Regions from separate parts of the Mus musculus genome. Here region 2 is linked to region 1. The links are chromatin loops, found by intact Hi-C in ENCODE. Cell type or tissue: left cerebral cortex. All regions are shown on one strand.

Region 1 (2,500 bases):
TAAAATTGACACATCTGAAAGCCTGTGAAGAATTCATGCCAAAAGATCCAGGACAAAGCCACATTGCTCCAAAAGGACAGCAGGATGCCATATTTGGCTAGCGAATAAAGACCTTCTCTCTACCTATCCTTACAATGGTAGCCAGAAAGCCACACAGATAAGCATGCCTGTTTATACACAGTGTTGAAGGCAGACAATCAGATCCACTAATAACTTCATCCAAGTTATCTATGGCTGTTGGGAAACATGAGCCAGGAAAGGCAGACACGTGGCAAACAGTCTATCCACTGAAGCCCAACTCCAAGTGGGAGAACTGGAGTGTCGGTGGTACAGCTGGGACGGCTGCTGCCTCCTGCCAACCTTCTTCAAGACTACGCTGTGCAGCTGACACTTAACTTGTTTCTTCTCCCCCATCTCACTCAGTGAAATAACAACAGCTTTCCCTGAGCCGTGTGGAAAGGAAGCCCAGAAATAGAATAAACTTGTGTTGCCCAGACTTCATCAACTCACTCAGTGGCTGTCTGTGCCTCTGTCCCCACATGACCACAGTATTGCAGCAGCTCTGGTGGCATCTGCAGTGCTCCACCAAGACCGGTGTGCCACGGAAAACTGCAGATACCTGGAAGAGGCCCTAGTATTTACGGGGCGTTGATGGGCTCTCACCAGAGTTAACCACCTTCCTGCAGAGTTCCTGGCTCTGCTTGTGTCAACTGAGTCACCTGCATCCAGACACTCCATTTACTTTGTTGTGATTTTTTTCTGGGAGCCTCTCGTCCCAGCATGTGCACTCTTCATAGGGGCTAGTTTGAAAGGGGAATGTCAAATTCTTACTTCCTGGCTCACAGTTTGCTATCCTTGGCCAAGCTAGCCAAGATGCAGGGCTAGATCTTTCTCTCAGACATGTATATCTGCAGTATCACAAATTGAACACTAGAAGACCAGGTTCCAGAGAGGCCAGCAGGAAATCATCCGGGTCCCACACAGATGTAGGACAGAAGTAGGTCTCTCAGGTCTGACAGATTCCATGTATGACTGACCCCTGCAGCTGTACAAATACTACCCCTACCTGCCCCACGGTTGGTACACTAAAGAAAAATTCCTCTATTCCCACCAGATCACAACTATGGAGTCAAATTTAATGTTTGAGGAAATAGGTGTCTTAATTTCATCTGAGAACGTCATCCCTACTGCAACATCACAGTTAAAGAACCAACTTCTGTCATGTTTCAGAGAATCTTATTTTAATCAAAGGACAGTAACATTCTCAGTGGCCTCATTCACTGTCCCCCAGTAAACATTCCACAAAGCTGCCTTTCTGTTTCTTTCTTTCCTAACTCTCAATAATGCTCATGTACCCTAAGTGATTGGATTCTTCTGCCATGGTGATAGCCCAGTTTCCATCACTGTGACGAAGTGCTAGAGGAAAACAACCGAAGATTCGTATGTCTCGTGGTTTCCGAGACCTGTCCGTTCACTGCATTGTTTCCAGACACAAAGTGAGGTTGATCATCTGAGGGGCACTGGATGAAACAAAACCACTCATCCACTGTGGTTCAGACCGAGAGAGCAAGGGCAAGAGATGCAGACAGGAGGGGCTAGAAACAAGGAAGACCCTTTAAAGGTACAACACCTCTGTGACCCACTTCACCCAACTATGCCCCCCACTAATAGTCATTTAGCTATGAAGTTAGCAATGAAACTCTGAACAGATTAATTCATTGATGAGATTAGGCCCTTCCAATCTAATCATTTCTCATACAACACCAACTGAGAACCCAGGCTTACTCATAGGAGTCTGAAGGATATTTCAGATCTGAAATCGTATGTGAGGCTCTCCAGTTAGCCACCAGTGTGAGCTGGTTTTCCTCACTCAGTTCTTCCATCCTACTGCCCTGGGGATAGAGTCTCAGGTCTTTTATAGGGAATCTGTATCCTCATTTCTTCTGTTCACTCATTGCTAGAGGTCTACTCATGGAAATCTATCTGGGCCCCAGAGAAATCTAGTAGTTTGCCTATGAAAGTAGAATCCCCTGGAGATGAGGTTGGGGATTGGTTTAGCATGCTGGAGCTGTCTCTTAAGCATTAGGGAGTAGGGATGGGGAGGAGAGCATTTCTTGTTAGGTCAAGGTTGGGTTTAGAGGAGCAGAGTTCCAGGAAAGAGTGTGCCTCCATGCTGAGAAGCCTAGAAATGGATGGGCCATGCCTACCCCTCACCCTTCAGATGCAGAATCCTCCTTTTAAGGGCCAATACAAAACGGGTACAAAGTCCCTTCTTGATACTTAAAAAGGCTTCTGAAAAACCCAAGGCTTTCCAAGACAAGTCATAAATATGGAAATGGGCAGAAAATAATCTGCTATAATTAATAAGTCCCAATCTCTACCTGCAATAACTCTGTCTAGACACTGGCCTTTCAAAAGACTGCATTGTCTTCCTTCATTAGAAAGATGTTTGTATGTGTATACTTGCAAATGTGTGTGTGTGTGCATGAAAATAGAAAGA
Region 2 (2,500 bases), 50 kb before region 1:
GGTATGGGAAGGTATGGTATATATGGGTATGCTCAGCATATTATGCTATGGTATATGGTATATGCAGGATTGTGGTATAAGTTGGAGTGTGTGTGTGTGTGTGTGTGTGTAGAATCAGGTTAGAATACAATATATTCTTGTGCCCCCCTTCTACATGTGCTTTGAGGTTTGAGAGCGACACTCCTTAGCAAGTAATACTTTTTCTCAATCAACCAATAGACTGCCTGAAACCCCTCATTAGCGTGACATGCTGGAGATGAAACACATTCCAGGTGGTCTTCAAGAAAATGGAAATGCCCTTGATAAGGTCAGTATAATAAATTATTAGCGCCTCTGCATAAATGAGTGCATTATTAGAATTGCATTCTCACAGTGATTGGTAACTAAATCAGACTGATAGCACAGTGAAGGTGGAAAGGAGACACCATGTATCCTGTGCACTGCAGAGAAGAGCGCAGTCCAACAGCCTTCCAACCTCACTGCTCTAAAAGCTATTTAGTCTGCTTATGCTGGGGCATTAACAAAGGGGCCCTGAGAGCACATCTGGCCACCTGCATGTCTTGTGCCAAGAGCTGCCACTGTTATATTCCACTGCAAGGAGTTGCTGAGGCTTGTCCCTGACACTTTGGATATGGCAGCCACTGGAAAACTGACACAGAAGTGAAAATCAAAAGCAGAGCCTCGTTTTCATTTGAGCATTAGGCTCACAAATGAAAACCCTTCTAGGCTTTTTTTTTTTTTATTAGAGATGCTGTGTTTTGAGGATAAAGGAACTGTGGGCTACCTTAGTCTCTTTTCCAGCTCAGTGGTGGTGCAAATAAAGCTCAATATGATCTACGATGTAAAGTGTGGAGATGACTTTGTCTCAGGGGAAGAACAGCTCCAGGGTTTGTAGGTGTCAAGGCAGCCTCACTGTGCTGGGTGCTTACAGGGAGGAGGAAGGACACACTTGGATACCAGATGGGATCCTTCCTTAAACACAGGACCACCAAGTGGGATGTGAGAGGTCAGAGAAAACTCAAATGGCCGACAGCATTCCACTGGCCTCCTGACTGGGGAGGGTTGTAGAGAACCCATGGAGAAAGGGAGGTAACAGAGCTGGAACAGATGCCAGCATGAGAAAAGCCACACACAGCAAAGCTTCCCAGACTCCCCAAGATGAAAGGAACCCCATTCTAAAAACAGAAAACATGAGTTAATGACAACGTCTACGATACACCGAGCATCTGTAGTGAAGCCTAGCGATGATGACAAAGCACACTACAGATGAATCACCCCACCTCCAGGACAGATGTACTGTTACCAAAACTTTACAGGGGAAGAAACTTTCAACAGACTTTAAGGGGTTTAAGTAATGCATATAAAGTCACCCAGTTGCTAAGCGGATAGCTCATGATGGCTTTCAAGTTTATACCTTGTGCACCAAAGAGGAGCAGACACCCACCACCAGTATTTGATGCTCTGTGGGCCAGCATGAAGTACCTCATTTCTCCCAGGGAACAAAACACACAAAGTTGTAACCAGTACAGAACCTGTCGATTTGGAGGTGCCTGGAAACCACCTAGACATCTGGAAGAACTTGGGATTTGCTTATATTGGTGACAGAAGCTTCTGTTATCTGAGAGGTGTCGTGATTCACAATGAGGAACATCCGTACACCCCATAACACTTGGCAAGAAGCAAAGTCCTGGAGGTCTCACAAGCTGGGAGGACATTTCCAGGATGAGTGGCTATAAAAATCTTTAGGTTGGAGAAGACCTTGAGAAGTCATCTATCCATTGCCCTTGCTTCAGGCAATGTGACATTTAAAGTATCCTAGGAAAGTGATTTATTTTTCTCATCTTTGAAAAAATGAAGATGTCAACAAGGACAGCCACCAAAGAGCTGCAGTTTTCTTCAGAGTCATAAAGTTCCCCCAGAGTATGTAGCCAGCATATACAGTGAGGAGTAACCCTCTCCCCACAATGCTTCTACCCAGGTAGCATTGGGGGGTCAGGGGGAGTGAACTACTCCTCACTGTCTACTTACTGAGTCCTTCCCCAGGTACATATTCATTCTGTCTATGATCCAGCTCCAAGTTCAGAATGGGGAGCTGACACTGGCCTTGGTATGATACAAGAATTCTACCACCTCCAGTGCAGGACCAGTGTAGACTAAAAGGCTAGTTAATAGACCACCATAGTCTAGATAGATAGATAGATAGATAGATAGATAGATAGATAGATAGATAGATAGATAGATAGATAGATAGATAGAAATGGTATTGAGGTGGGCCTGACAAACAAGGGAGGGCAGGCCCTGCAAGGATAAGTAGACAGGTGCCTCTAAGGCTAGATTACCATCCATTAAGATCAGAATCAGTGCTCTGAATGTGTGTGTTCATGCCTGTTTTAGAGATTCCATACAATGGTTCTGGGAATATTTGAGCTCCAGGATGAATTCCAGTCCCAATAGAGGAAAAGTCTTCCACAAACAGGATGCTGTTCCTAAAGGAATAGAG

What was found. Peaks named below come from ENCODE experiments on the same cell type or tissue, not always from the same donor. Only the 100,000 strongest peaks of a DNase experiment are listed, where the experiment ranks them.
Region 2: a loop joins it to region 1, with 4 times the contacts of the local background. A loop is called at or near these places in 5 of 42 quality-filtered maps.

Annotation. Positions count from the first base shown.
Region 1 is chr1:193,584,998-193,587,497 of GRCm38, reverse strand. No RefSeq gene overlaps it. Among named protein-coding and RNA genes, the nearest start is that of Gm31870, 69 kb to the left of the region's middle. In left cerebral cortex, a CTCF peak has its summit at 942; a DNase peak (open chromatin) is centred at 398; H3K27ac peaks cover 1,249 bases.
Region 2 is chr1:193,635,329-193,637,828 of GRCm38, reverse strand. No RefSeq gene overlaps it. Among named protein-coding and RNA genes, the nearest start is that of Gm31870, 19 kb to the left of the region's middle. In left cerebral cortex, no CTCF peak of the experiment used is centred here; a DNase peak (open chromatin) is centred at 1,195; H3K27ac peaks cover 294 bases.